2 separate regions of the Mus musculus genome follow, and region 2 is linked to region 1. Evidence: chromatin loops called from intact Hi-C (ENCODE). Cell type or tissue: left cerebral cortex. All regions are shown on one strand. Each heading gives the region's core, and the rest is flanking DNA. Links, peaks and the distances in the headings are about the cores only. Region 1 overlaps Ccdc141 (coiled-coil domain containing 141). Region 2 holds the start of Ccdc141 (coiled-coil domain containing 141).

Region 1 (7,776 bases), core at 1,622-6,621:
CCTGAATTGACATTTCCACCTTAGGGAATAGAGAATATATTGTAGTCTTAAAAATATATACTTATATAAAGGAGTGTACATATAAGGAAATATTGTTCCATACATCACCATTGTATTTTAAATGTATATCATTTTTGTATAAAATAGCTTTAAATTTTGAAGAATTTCATATTTTGATAATGCTGATCTTCATATGATGCCATACTGATAAGCTATAAATATAGTCTTTCACTGACAGCAATGACTACAAGCTATCATCCCTGCATACCCATGAAGAGCTTTTCTATATTGCCCACAGAGGATGATAATATACTTGCTAACATGTTAGCAGAGATGAATTCATCTGTATGTTGAATGAGACCAATTTGCTGGCACAAGTAAGCAAGCATTCCAAACGGAGGTGTTAGACTACCCTACAGACAGTTGTATTTAAAGCTGGGGAGCTCTGGGAAATGCCCTGTCCAGACGATAGTGAAAGCAGGGACCTACTTGAATCATTTCACTGATGAATTGAGGGAATTGTGATTTGATCTTTGGTTCACAAGAACCAGTGACCTAGGTGACCCTGGAAGGGCTTCATTCCACTCGAGTTATTTCCTTCATCCCTTGCTTTCTATAGAATGCACACCCTCCACAGCTAAGTCAGCAATCAGATAAGAAGCAGCCATTGTTTAAATTCCTGGTGTGTCTTCCACAATCACCGAATTAGCTTGACTCTCAAGTGGTCAAGCTGCTCCTGTGATCAAACTCTCTCTGGACCCAGGCAACCAGATACAGCTCACAGTCATGAGCTACCGGGTCAGTAACAGAGGGAACAACCTAACAAGGATGCTGTTTAGTGCCAGATCCTATGAAGTCTGTTAACTCTGCTCCTATATACTCAAGTATATCAGTAGGTTGCATCGAATACAAAGATGACTGAACATTTGAGACCCAGCGTCTACAGCAAGGCTCACTACCACCGTGTCTTCAGCGGATAGATAGCAAAATGTTTCCATAGAAAGCTGCTGATCTTCCTCCCGTGAGTGCTTTTATGTGGATGACTGTGTCTCTTGCACTGGTTCTGTCCAGTCAAAATGATGATGACAACAGATCTTTCCCAGAAACACAACCCCCAAAACTGTTAATATCTAGCTGGCTATCTGAAGTCCTTCTGGTCAATTGTGCCATTATGATGAAAGCTAGCATGTGACTTTGCTCAGAGTCATACAAACCAGCACTCCCCCCTTTTGGGGCATGTCTGATGTGGCTAACACAGAACTATGGAGAGTATGTTTGTATATATGTGTGTGTGTGTATATATATAAATATATGTGTGTGTGTGTGTGTGTGTGTGTATGCACTGGAATGGCAGACAACATTAGACATTTATGATTGGCAACCTGGGGCAGAGGTGAATTACAACTGTTCACCCCATTATAAGTCCTACTATGTAATATAGAGGAAGTCTAAGGAGATGTGCCACACCCTCCCACAGTGCTCACAGTTGGCACACCATCCGTGAACACCAAATAAAAGGTGTATATATATTCTTTTATGAAACTACCTTCCTTAGGTAGTCGTCCACTGATGTTGCTAATTGCTGTCTCTTGCGGGCAAATTCCTCATGCGCTGTACACTGTTCAGTGAGACAATCCACTCGGTTCTGAATGTATCCCATCATCTCGTGGATTCCTGTCACCCGAGAGCTGAATGGAACAAGCCAGTGGTTAGTTCACCTTGACCTTGACTTAGAAGCCCTGACAAGAGGCACCACCTGAAAACAGATCTCTCCTTTCATGGGCAGTCTGAGTTGGTGCAAGCTACTGTTTTCAGATAATAGAAGCTATCACACTGGCACAGCAGGCGGCAAAGCCACAGAGTGTTCCTTTGTTTAAGGTCCGTCAGTCTCGAGGGAACGATGAATGATGGCTTCTGCAGCAGCTCTAATCTTTTCTAAAGGTTTACTTTTTAATATTTCTCAGAGATACTTCCAGAATCTTATGGTAAAAGGCACAGTATGTTTACCAAGTTTCCCTGGGGGCATCATTTAAAAGCTTCATTTATTTCAAGATGCTCTTTGAATAGGAATGTGAATCGGCCAATTAACAAAGCATTTGCTAACCCAATAGGGTAAAATATTTATATATTTTGTTCTCAGTGGTTATGAATGCTCAAGGCTATATCCACTAGATAAATACCTAGTTATCACTAGCAATTAGATATCAAATATGCTTGCCAGTATTTCATCTTCACATCATCATTTTTATAACCTGTGTTGACCTTATGAGATGAAGGTGACATGGAGGCTCATAAAAGGACAAGACTTTCAAACCAGCTTTGAGTTGGACTCCAACTGCTCCCATTGCAGAAATGGTCACAGGTTTCCTAACCATTCCTAAGATTTCACAAAGCAAGAAGTGTAAGGAGAGTGTGGGCGGACTGAACACAGCACCTTGCCTGCTATTTTAGAAATCTAAGTCTTTAATTTCCCCCCTCCATTTTCCTTCAACCACTAGCAAAAGTTAGCATGATAACTCTTTAATTATCCTGGGAGTTATTTTTCTTTCTTTTTTTTTTTTTTATAAAGATCTTGGAGCTAGGTACAGATTTCAAGAATTTAACCTCAAACAATTAATTTATGAGTCAGTAAAAATAAATTAGTAATGAAATGAGGACAAGATCAAAAAAAGACCTAGGGGTATAGCAATGTCCCTAGAATGGTTGTAAAGATGCTTCCAAACAGTCACACTTGGATGTGCCTGGGGTACATCAAGGGTCCCAGACAAGAATAATTGTAAAACATGACATAAAACCACTATGAGAGATATTGTTCCTGGTATACAACATTCCAGGCACATTTAGAACAATTAGTTTTATAGCTCAGTACTTATATTCAGTGAAGAAAATAATAATTAAAAAAAAAAAACCACCAGGAGACTTTTAGAACCAATTCTTACTGACAGAAGCTGTACTAAAAAGGTCTTTAAAGTCCTGTTGTCCTATGAGTACTATGTTCCAAGTTTTCTATAGAATACTGAAATTTAGAATGAGAAAGAGAATGTATCTGTGTAGCACGCTGGGAAAGGCACAGAGGAAAAGGTAACGGCAGGGACTGGTAGACATGGCAAGAGAAGGGACGGTGGTAAGAGTCAGGAAACACCATGGCAATTTGCAAGTTATTGGTAAAACTTGTAATATAAAATTGTAAAAACATCTGTGCCAGCCAAGATGAAGGATGATCACCTTCTACTTCTGAGTCACCCCCACCACCAGCATGCACCCTGCATCCACTACAGTTAGGCATTTGTTTGCTCATCACACTTAGAATCGACACCTCCAAGAAGGAAACTGGAAAACAACTATGAATTTTGAATGGGCTACTCCCTGGGGGACAGCAGTTCACTACTCTTTGGTTCCCAGCCAGCTTTGTGTGCGTTCACATGTGTGTATGTGCGTGTGTGTATGTACATCTGTGTCCATGTGTGTGTGCATGGTTGTGTGTGTGTGCTGTTTGTCTGTGTGCATGTGTATGTACATGTGTGCATGTATGTGCATCTGTGTGCATGTGTGTGTGCATGTTTATATGTATGCATGTATATGTGTGTGCATGTGTATGTGCATGCTTGTGTGTATGTACATTTTTGTGCATGGTTGTGTGTGTTCATGTGTGCACATGTGCGTTTGTATGCATATAGGTGTGCATGTTTGTGTGTATGCATGTGTGTGTATGTGTGTGTTAAAAGGTGTGTACAGGTGTACACACGTGGAGGCTGGAGGTCAACACTGTCTTTCTCAATTGCTCTTCACCCCATTTTAATTTTTTTCCTTTCACTAACTTGCTCAGTCACGGAATAGCAGAAGCAAGATTTTAGCCTGGGTATCTGATCTCACAGTCAATTCTCCACCCTACCCCCAATCTTCTTGCACTTTTTCTGAGTGTGGAACACATGACATAAAGCATAGTGAAGTATTTTTCTCCTGGCGTTCTTTTATTGACTGTTGCTGACTTGCATTCAAATAGATCGGCCTGGTTGGCAAGCTCTTTTGAAATTGGTTGTTTTCTCTAGATAAAAGCTATGCCTGCATGTAGTCTGGAAAATGGCCACTAGAGGGATGTAATACCTTGTTCAAATTGCATGTCTTGAAAGTCCTTCCAGCACAGAGAACACAAAATAAGAAAACAAAACCCAAAACCAAGCATTTCTTCAGTAAAAATATCACCTTCGCAAAACCATAATTTTAATTTTGACAAATCAATGCCAATAAAATAGGATCTGTTTGTTTCTGATTTTGTTTTTCAATCACCTAGGAGATTTATTTGTTTCTTATCAGGCACTTTATCTATTGTGCTATAAATTCTTTAAGGGTAAGGACTGGTGCCCGACTTACTCCTATAATCCTTGTAGCCTTGAGCACATGGTCTTATAATAACGGAAGGTTAATACATTTCTTAAAAAGTTCGAGACAGAGTCTCAGCTCTCAGAGCCTGACCTCAATCTTTCCATGTAGCCTGGGGACCTTGAACTCTTAATCCTTCTCTGTCTATCTCCTGAGTTCTGGGATTACCGGCACACACTGCCACTGATGGTTTATAGGGTGCTGGAGAGTATACTTTCTAGGCAAGCACTCTACCACCTGAACTACATCTCTAGACCAATTAATGTCATTTTAAAGATCAATAAAATAGAATCTGATCAACATTTACGGAAAAAAAAGAACACATAAACTTAAGGAGTGAGAAAAATACGTGTTGAGTAGTCATAATAAAAATGTCAAGATCTGCACACTGGTACAATAGTGACATAATGATTATGTTAGCAACCAACCACTTTCTGATTGGGGAGGTCATAGAGTCTAGAGGGAGAACCTAACTGTTTAAAGAACATGGTGTCAAACTACATTCCAAATACTTACATACTATGTTTAAACCCATAGACTAGTGCTGCTCAGAGACTCTTCCTTTTGTAGTGGGCAGTAATTCATGTAAAAATTCATAAGTGCTCAAAGTACAAAGAATAAGCAACTGTGGAGAGAGTTGGTGGGACACCAGCCCGTCCGGCTCAAAGGACATAGATGGGGTATAGAGAAGGTAAGAGGCAGAGGGTGGAGAGGGGTGCTGTAAAGCAGGTCTTTAGGGCCCGACATAGCTGTTGCACTCATAAACTCTATGTAGCTGTCTTTACCTGCATACAACCTACATAAGAATCCCTGATACTATTAATGATATTCTTATGCTTGCAGACAGGAATCTAGCATGGCTGTCTTTTGAGAGGTTCCACCCAGCAGCCGACTCAGACAGATGCAGAGACCCACAGGCAAACATTGAATGGAGCTTGGTGACCCTTATGGAGGAGTTGGGGGAAGGGGATAGGAACGCCATAGGAAGATCAACAGAGTCAACTAACCTGGACCCTTGGAGGATCTTGGCGACTGAACCACGAACCAAGAGCCTACACAGGCTGGACCTAGGCCTCCCCACACATATGTAGCAGATGTACTGCTCGGCCTCCATGTGGGTCCCAAACTGGAGCGGGGGCTATCCCAAAAGCTGTTGCCTGTTTGTGGGATATGTTCTTCTATCTGGGCTGCCTCGTCTGGCCTCAGGGAGAATGGGCCTAGCCTCACAGAGACTTGAGGTGCTGGGGTGTGGGGATACCCATGGGGTCTCTACCGTCTCAGAGAAGAATGGGGAGGGATTATGGAAGTGGGGACCAGTAAGGGTGGGCAGCAATTGGGATGTAAAGCGAATAAATAAATAGGGGGGAAAAGATTTGGTCATCACCATTTCTTCATGCAAGGAATAGATAGAGGCCTTATGAGGTCTCACCTCCCACTGAGGGATTATGGGTAGTTATGGGGTTCTGGGGAAGGTATATCATTTCTTCAGTGGTACAACCTTTGATAAGTGGCCCATGGTTTCAGTAACAATTCCCTACTAATGCTCAAGCAAGCAACCATAATTATATTCATCAGGTCACAAAAAAATATCAAATAGGAGAGAGCCTCATGGGGGAAAAGGAGTTTCAGTTAGGGAGTAAGGAAGGGGAGAGACAGTAAAGAGAGCAAAAATGACCAAAATTCAATATACAACACATGAAATTCTCAAAAAAAACCAAACTTTTTTTTAATAAAGGAAAAAAATAAGATATTCTGAAATCAGAATTTCTTAATTTTTCACAGTAACAGTATCCCGTCACCTGTGGATAAATGGCTGCCCTTTAGATCACTTGCAGACATTTTAGGCCATCAGGGATGCCTGGTTTCTTCTTCTGTGTGCTGGCACTTGCAGCTGGGTTTAAGAAATCTTAACACAAATCGTTTGGTTCAATGTGCACATCTCTCCTCTAATGAAGCTTTATGAGGACACTCTGAGTCACCTTGCTCCCATGAGAATTACTATCCCCTCTGCCCCACTCCTGTCTGCACCACAGATTCATTCCTTGGGTGGAGAAATTGCCAACCACCCTGCTTACCCAAGCCTTTCTCTCTGTCCTCAAAAGATTGCCTCCCTCTTATTGGATGCTAATCTCTTCCATTTCTCATTCCCAGCAGGATTGTAATGATAGTACCTGGCCTGTTCCTAATCCCAGGGCTCTCCGTGACCCTGTACCCCTGCATTTTCCTTTCCGAGACCTTGATCTGTAGATTACAAGCAGCCCAGATGCCAGCATTTTTCATTTAGAACCTTCCATGCTGGTTCCAGACTCTTACAAACCCTTAAAGCACAGATAGCATACATACTGGCAATGTTCTCCAGCGCCTTAATAGTAAATGACTTGAACAAAGGATAAACTATGATTCCCCAATTTTCTAGCCATTCTCACACGAGTTGAAGACAAATGAAAAGAATTTTATCGTTCACAAGGAACAAGTGCGATTACAGTACAGCCGCACTCAACTAATGGTGGAACGCGGATGGATGGTGACTTAAAAGAAACCTGATTGAAGCCAACCACGGTGCCCCGTAACTGAGTTCCCACTCGAAAGCACACTGCCTGTGTGTGTCTGCTGGAGAAGAGAAAAGGATGGCCAGTGGGTCTGTGACCCTGGACTGCACTGGAAACATTGATTGACCTTTGGGCTTTCTCCCTGAGAAAGGATTTCTTGGTGCCTGTCAGCAGGGTGAGCATGAGGCCTGTCAGATTATTCCTGATGCTGACTTTGGCAGTCCAGTATCCCAGATGTTCAGATGCGTCAGATTGAGAAGTCTTCTTCAGACATGTGTTAGAAGCTCCACCATGGGGGGCATTTAATCCTGTATTCATTAAGTCAACTGAAGGGAAGGAGGCGATAAATGTTTTTTTTTTTCCTTCAAAAAGGAAAGACATATTGACTTTTTGCTTCCCAAATAGACTGTTCTGTTTACTGTAGGGAAGCAGTCACCCTATCTTTGCATCTGTCGCAAGCAGGGGCTGGGGGAGGGGAGCAAATCCCAAAGTTAATGCCTTCTAATGATTCACGCTAGAGCATGGCACGTTGCTTTCAACCCTTTCATAAATTACTATTGGCAGCCCATCTGGATTAGGAGCTCAACCAGATGGTGAACACTTGACAGCTTACTCTGTCTCCGCAGAAGGGATCAGCTGACCAGAATTTTCTTCTGTTTATGGCAAATGACACTTGGAAGGTGGGGGAGGGGAGAGATGCTCCTATCTTTAGCTTGCTGCTCCTTTTAACAGAGACCGGAACCGTGTCCTTGCTTGTTTGTGACTGTCTTCATTTTGGAGGAGACAAACACTGTATCTCCTTTTCAGCTTTGCTTTGAAAAAGTGCTGTTAAAAGTATGCTTGCTTT
Region 2 (7,776 bases), core at 1,356-6,355, 110 kb after region 1:
GCTATTCAGAGCCTATGACTAGAACCATAGGTAAAGCCAAAATGGGTTTTCATCTGAGAGCTTACATTTTAGACCCATTTGCAGTGAGATCGAAATGACTCCAGATTTCATGGCACATAGTGATAAAAATCCAACAGATACACGTCTCTGATCTCCTCTCTCCTTATGCAGATAAAAAGCCTAACGCTCAGAAGACTTAGGTAGCTCATCCACAGCCTGGAGTCTGGCCCAAAAGAACCAGATATTTAGAATCTAGAGCCCCCAAATGCCCCGAAAGGCAGACAGAACCTGTTAAATGAAACCCCTATTTCCAGCTGAGATCCAGGGTGCTTTCAGCTATCAAGTAAGAGCATTGGTACATCTAAGGAAGTATGTCTTATAGTGTTTTCTCAAGATATGAGACATGAAAAGCCATAGACCCCAGAGGCCCAATCTGCTACGAGCCACCATTGATGATTCATCAGTGAACTGGAAAGTACCAGGCAGCATGGCTTAGTGGGAACTGAGAAAGGAATGTAGCTTTAGGTCCAGACTACCTCCCACGAATGTTGGCAGGTGCATAGAAAGGAGATGGGGACCCATGGACTGTGGGAAGCAAACCTTAGGAATGAACGGGGAACGGTACTGGGTTTCTGTGATTCATAGAACAGTAGGTTCAAGAATGTATTGAAGCTTTTTTGTAACAGGAAGACTTTGAATTATTTGTCAAGTTACGTTAGTTTATGACACGACTAAAGCCACACAAAGGTCTTTTGATTCCTGGCCCAGTGTTCTTTCACATTATAATGGTGTTTTGTTTTGGTGTTATTTCTTGTCAATACACGCAAGACTTCGTGATGACCAGGGCCTGCTCCCTGGAATGACAGCTCAGATCAGACACAAGAGTAAGGAGTTGTCACACAAGGGAGTAAGTATCAGGTTCTAGAAGCTGTCTTCGATATTGGTTCATCTATCATCCTCCCAGTCAGTTTTACCCAATTAATTACTTTCCCCACAGTCTATAAACTGGATGCAGTTTAGACCTGACTTTGAGTTAGAAATCAACCATGTGTTTCAGCCTAGAAACACAGAGAAGCCAGTACTATTTAAGTCTAACATCTCAGAGCATCCTGACCATTTTAGGACTCTGCATCTTCATCAAGCCTCTTTGATCTTAACAAAGATGTGTACTTGCTTGCATGTGCAGCTCACGACACAGAGAACTAGCTGCATCCTTCTGCCCTGCTCAGGGGAAGGCAACATGGGATTTCACACTCCACCTGTCATTGTCTTTGAAAGGTTAAGGACATTTCTTTCAGCTGTGTTCTCTAAGTGAATCCCACAGACCATGAACCAAATGCTGGCATCTGAAATCTCATGGTACAGAAAGCCATTCTCTCTCTCTCTCTCTCTCTCTCTCTCTCTCTCCACTCCCCCCCCCATGGCTCCCTGTAGAGGTCACTGTGTGAATTAAGTGATACCCCACATTCATGGCCTGCACTCACCCATGTGTCCTGTACGCTAGTACCCAAAGCAGACAGATATTAAAGACAGAATGAAATGCACTATGACAGCTTTTAGAACAAGGGTCTGCACATTTTTACCTTGCTCGGAATCTCACAAATGATGTAGCTGGCTTTGTTTCTTACGCGGCATCCCAAATCAGTGTTAACTTTACATTCTTAAGTAACTACAATTTGTTGGGTCTAATTTTACTAATAATGTCATCTGGTTTCAATAACTCTTAATACTAAGCATAAAATCAGATATTTTAAAAAATGATTTGTCTACATTATGCTTATCAGAAGGTTGCTTTAGCAACAGAAAAGGTAGAGCTGATGTTGTGTGTTAATGCATGGAATGACAAGGTAGTGGAGTTTGTTTCCACCGGGATGGCCAGTGGAGAGGTTCTCCTACTGAAAAGACGGTGAAATATTGTGCCTCAGTATTTTCTATTGCATGTAGGACAACTTTAAAAATGCAACTTGTTTTGTATTTTATTGGGCATGCATGCGTGTCCGTGTGTCTGCCTGCCTTTGTGTGTGTTCTTGTGGAGGCCAGAAAACAACTTGGGTAACATCCTGAAGGGTACAGCCACATCGTTTGAGATGGCATCTCTCACTGGTAGGTAGCTCACCAATTAGGCTGGGCCAGCCTGTCAGCAGACTTCAGGGAACCTCCCATTTCCTGTGCTACTGTGCCTGGCCTGCCTGCCTGTTTCCCATGGACTCTAGGGATCCAACCCAGGTGGTCATGTTCGAAAGGCAAGGACCAACTGAGCTGTTTGTCCCGTCCTTGATATTTCTTTCCTAGGCTGATGCTTGCGCGTGACAGCAGTGGTTTTTCCATTCGCTAACAGCACTGAATTAAAATGGCCAAAGCAAGTCAGAGCAGCGGGACCAGAGGAAGGAGAGAACCGGTCTCACCTTACTTTGGAGTGTTGACTTTGCTTCGACTCAGAGGCTCTTACCTTAAGCTTGGCCAGAAGCAGCTCATGATCGTGAAGGAGTTTTTTGGTTTCATCTTGACTGCTCCCAATTTCGAGGAGATTGGGCTGCGATTCAGCCAGTTGGAGTCGTACCCATTTGCCACACTAAAAACAAAATGTGAAGTGAACTTTTATTCTCTCTCCCCCTTCTCCTTTTCCCACCTTGTAATTTTAATTTCCAGTTACACTATGAACACTTTCTCCTTCCACGGGGATGGTCTGCCGTGTTGAAATGCAACAGGTCTGATGCAAACCTGTGCCGGGTCCTTCTTTTATCCCTAGAACACGTTTTCTCATGGAGAGCAGGTTTGAATTCTTTAAACTCCCAAATGACAAATGTGTGCTGTGTGTGCGTTAGATGGTGATCAGTTCTTCACCATCACCGGAAGAATTCACACAAAACATCTCTAGACAGAGAGGGACACTTCACAGAGGTAGAGCGGGGTGGAACTTCACTATGGACCAGACCTGGGCTTTCCCTGCCCATCAATACAAACTTTGCTCTCTGAAGAGGCTGAAGTGCCTTTTCTTTGGAGATGGCAGTGGGGAAGGGAGCTGGAGAGGGGACCGTGAGTGGTTTTTCTGAGAAACAGAATCCAGCTTAAAAGACTTTTCTATATTGTTGTTAAAGTTTGTATGTTCGTTGTACCTCTGACTATCTCATAGGTTGTTGTTTAAGTATTGTGACTCCGTCTACTCTATGAATGTTTTAAGTTTGAGAAAAAGTAATGTTTACTAAAAAACAAAAAAGTCCTAGATTTGCTTCTCTTCCATCCCTGCTGGAATCTACATGTTGCCCAAAGCGTCTTTAAATCGTGTGCAAGTGACCTGATTGCACTGGGGAAGCCATGGTCCTTGTCATTCCCACTCACACCTCTGCTGAGGACAGGATGGGGAGTGGAGCTGAAGTCCTATTTGTTGTGCAGAAGTCTCCCAGTACTGAGAACCCCCCACCCCCACCCCCACCCAGCTAAGGCCTTGAGCAGGACCCTGCATTCCATGCCTCTTCAGAGAATTGCTTTGCTCAATGTCAAGCTCGGCTTTTCTCCTACACAGCTTCATGCTACTATACAATTTTGCAGCATGTAAATCCAATAGGCCTTGTAGCCAGGTATTTGTTTGTTTGTCGTTTTGTTTTACCAGGTTTGCTTTCATTAAACCTGAATTATTTGGGTGGCATAGTGTCTAAAGAGCAAGCTTATAGTCCAGAGGATCTTTCATGATGATTTCAGTCAGAGGAAAAAAAAAAAATCATGGGAGCCTCGTACAACCCAAAATAATGTGTGGCCATCTTTGCACAATTAGACATAAAACAATTAGACATAAAACACACAGTTAAGGCCCGAGTCACTGCACTTTCCTTTTCTCAAGAGGGAGAGGCAGTTTAATAAGTAGTCTGTGGCAGTCTCCATCCCCCTACAGTGGGAGAAGTATTTAGCGTTGCCTTTACCAGTGAAAACCGGTTCTGGGAGGCTTCTGGTGCATCCAGTTCTCTCAAGCTCAGGACAGTGCCCCACTCTGACCTGCCTCCCCATTCTCCATCACAGCCACTCAGAAATCTCAGGCACTGTCCTGGCCACCCAACTCTCCTGGAATTCCTCAACCTTCATCACATGCGCCTCGCCTGTAAGGACCAAACTGAAAGTACACAGTAAAGTTTGTTGGAAGGCGCTCTAGAGGCGTTTTACCCTGAAAAGCAGCTGCCAACTTGTTGGAACTTAGCAGTCCTCTGTCACGGATTTAAGTGGCGAAGATCACTTGTTATTTGTCATCTGCTCTGCATTATCCTCCCGTGCTCTCAGCCATTCCGCCAAGAGCCCCCCAGCCACACAGAGGAAAGCAAGCTGTGAGTTTACCTTGACAACGGCGATCACGATCTTGGAGTCCCCAGCGTGCACGGCTACAGAGCTGACAGTGGTGGTGGAAGCACCCACATGGGGACTTTCTTTGCAGGACATGGCACTTTAGAAGCAGGGCTTAAACCCCGAGCAGCCTTGGTAGTGATGCTGTCTGCTGGTCATGTCAGAAGGCTTCCACGAGGCTACCGGGACTCTTTCAGGGAACGCGCCTCTGTTCACACTGATTGCCCGGCCAAAAGGAAAGAACAGGAAGTTAAAAATAGACAGCCCCATTGAGCTTATCGAGAGGGAGGGGGAAAGGGGAGAGAGAGTTACACTCGCGGGGGGGGGGGGGGGGGGAGGGAGGGAGATGGAGAGAGAGACACAGAGACAGAGCACCACCCCCCTAGTATGGTAACAGAAAGTGCCAGTTATTTGAACCATTATCTGAAACTCGAGGGACAGCTTTGAGCTCTTTGCCTATCAGCTGATGTCTGATAGCTAATGGAAAAAAAAAAAACAAAAAAAAACTACATCCTGACAACCCAAATTAGTTTTGCCATCGAAACTAAACAGTTGTAGCTATGGACTTTGCAACCAGAAAGTCACTGACCTGGATATCAGTCTTTTCAAGTCTTCTTCGTGCAAAGAAAACTACTAAAAATGACTCTCTCTCTCTCTCTCTCTCTCTCTCTCTCTCTCTCTGTCTCTCTCTGTCTCTCTTTCTGGTATTTATTTGAGGAGTTAAGTATTTTTAAAACAACTCACCCAGGATTTATCAAGAACTACACATCTTCCTGGGATTTCTCTGTGACTGTTTTCTGAACAGTATTTTCCAATTCAGCCAGCAAACAGCTGTGAGAAAGCTCAGCACTTCCATGCTTCTTGTTAACTCTAAGAAATGTGTTTTCTTTGTAGTGAACATTTTGTTTCTTTTTTGTTTGTTTTTGGCTCTGCTTTGTTTAGCCTCCTAGACTGTTCTGGCTCCCCCCGCCCCCCACCTCTCTTTCTTTGTAAATCCCCATTTCTACCTGGAGAAAAAAAAATTTTCAACTAGCTTCAAATCAGAGTGAGGCTCACAGATTAATCCTATTGCTAGAAGCTCTGCCTCTGTCAGAAGTTGTCTGTGGTATTAAGCAGCAGCTGTTGGAGCCCTGTCAAAGAACAGCTGAAAATAACACCACTGAAGTTTAGGTCAGAGGTCAGAGGCAAACACATCAGAGACACTAACTCCAAATCTGATGAAACCACTGGAGAGCCCTGGGATGAAAGATAAACCCGAGGACGGAGCCATAAACGGAGCCAAAGGAACCCACTCCCTGTGTAGCCCCCCTTAGCTCTGAGTAAAAGCACGTTAGACCCTGGGCCGACAAGGCGGGGGCTGCGTAAGCAGTGCCACTGATTTCTTATGCTAAGGCTTATGAAAACATTGTTGAGTTGAAATGTGGGCGAATGCGTGCACACGCACACGTACGTGGGTGTCAGCAATTGCTCTTCTTTCCCTGGCTGCTCTGCATACTGTACACCCTTGGACCGGCGCTTCTGCTTTTCAGCATCTGCCTGCCTCTCTGATGAGATGGGAAACACACCAAGATCCCTGCTCCTAGATTGAACAGACTTCACCTAACACCGCGACGGCAGCAGCCGGAGTGAGCTAGCTCTGGTCAGCAGGCGCCAAGATCCTGGACAGTGTAGAACCTGTTCTGAGTGGTTTCAGTTTGGGGCGGGGCGGAGGAGTTCTCGGAGAAATAACCACTTCTGGACATTAAAGATAGTTTCTTCCACTGAGCCAGTATGTAACCGGGCTGGGTAAACCAAAGCAATTCAACTACAACCAGCTTTCAGCCCTAATGAGAGAGATTCAGAATGCCCATGGCTTAAACTAAATGCACAGCAGGTATTGCTTAAGTCCTTATCCATCTTGCCAACCAGAACGGCAAACATCAACCTGCATACAAACAGCACATTTTCACCCTAAGCTAACCCCGGGCTGCACGGCTCACAAGTTGCATAAAGGCCCTCACGAGTAGAAAGGAATTTGGGGCAGCAAGCTGCAAAGAGCGCAGGCTAAATCAGCTGCTCCATTCACAAAGCTTCACTTAGGATGGAAGACTGTGTGCAAAGGTTTGGAGGACAGCGAGGGACTTCTGGAAATGGCGGTCAGTTAGACAGAAAGGAGGGAGAGATGGCGAAAAGGAGAGCACGGGGCTGGAAGGCTAGTTAAACCCAAGGCTTAAGGGCAAGGTGAATCAGAAGTAGGACTTTGTTAAAAGATTAATCCAGCCGGTCAGCAACATATTTTGTGTGTGGATGACCTTTCTCTTAATTAGATGGAGCAGATCCAGGGTGCTGAATGAAAAAAAGGAAAAAAAAAAAAAAGGGTTCTCTACTTTGGTGGACACGAACATTAAGGCAAACAGCATGCATCCGTTAAAGTGGATTCTTTCTAATTATTACTCAGATTCCTGCCTGATCTTAAGACTTGAAAAAGACTTAAATAATTATATTTTGCCTTTTTTTCTTTTTTGGACTCTACCTCCCAGTAATTTAGTAATCTACAGAAACCATGTGACTCAGATCACAGCATCAATATCTATTTTCTAGACTCGTCCTCTAAAGCAGTTCTTCTCAACCTTCCTAATGCTGTGACCCCCTAATACCGTTGTTTATGTTGTGGTGACCCACAACCATAAAATTATTTTCATTGCAACTTCATAACTGGAGTTTTGCTACTGTTATGAATCATAAGGTAAATATCTGTGTTCTCCTATCGTTTTAGGTGACCCCTGTGAAAGGGTCATTTGACCCCCAAAGGGGCCATAACCCACAGGTTGAGAACCACCGATCTAGAATAATGCTTAGTTACATAGCTTGTCATGAATTCCACCATATATTTAGGGAATACTTAGTAAGAAATACATTGGAGCTAAAGAAATTGCTACACGCTGCTCAGGTTGATTTTATTCATATTAAAGTGTTTGTAAAAAGCCTCCGAGTTACAGTTTATTTATACTCCCTATCAACACCAGAAAGAGAGAAAAAGAAGCCAAGACGAAGAGAGAACCTTGCAGGCATTCTCCTGCCTTTGAAGTTTATAGGCGATCTGACAGAAGTTCCTCTACCTTCTCTGTTCATCCCGCTGGGAAATGGCTGGTTTTATGTAAGCTGGATCTCAGTGAAATATCCTCTATGGGGAGTCGTAAGCTGTGGCTGAACTTGGCAGAGTGTCAAATAGCAGGTTCTTAGAGAGAGAGAGAGAGAGAGAGAGAGAGCATTGGTGTTTGAAGACCTGTGCAGATCTTTTCATCTCTATCTATGGACAGGCAGTCCGAACGCTGTTTCTTTCTTACACTGTCTACACCAAGAATAAGCTCCTTTTCCCTTCATAAACAGTTCCAGGTGTTTGTATAATTAATATTGTTTTCTTTCTAATTTACAAAGACAAGTTACATAGATCCAAATATAAATAAC

What was found. Hi-C counts contacts between places; a loop is a spot of excess contacts. Peaks named below come from ENCODE experiments on the same cell type or tissue, not always from the same donor. Only the 100,000 strongest peaks of a DNase experiment are listed, where the experiment ranks them.
Region 2: a loop joins it to region 1, with 2.0 times the contacts of the local background. A loop is called at or near these places in 1 of 42 quality-filtered maps.

What each region holds. Positions count from the first base shown.
Region 1 is chr2:77,057,994-77,065,769 of GRCm38, forward strand. Ccdc141 (coiled-coil domain containing 141) reads right to left here. Exons shown (of 24, transcript NM_001025576.3): 9 at 1,547-1,688; 10 at 1-19. Gm39862 (a long non-coding RNA gene) reads right to left here. Exons shown (of 2, transcript XR_866496.1): 2 at 3,800-7,776. Among named protein-coding and RNA genes, the nearest start is that of Gm39862, 8.8 kb to the right of the region's middle. In left cerebral cortex, for the core only: a CTCF peak has its summit at 4,084 (motif pointing right); a DNase peak (open chromatin) is centred at 4,077.
Region 2 is chr2:77,166,062-77,173,837 of GRCm38, forward strand. Ccdc141 (coiled-coil domain containing 141) reads right to left here and starts at 4,574. Exons shown (of 24, transcript NM_001025576.3): 1 at 4,324-4,574; 2 at 2,450-2,572. The coding sequence starts at 4,425. In left cerebral cortex, for the core only: no CTCF peak of the experiment used is centred there; DNase peaks (open chromatin) are centred at 4,222, 4,415, 5,484, 5,903 and 1 more place; H3K4me3 peaks cover 3,465 bases; H3K27ac peaks cover 3,795 bases.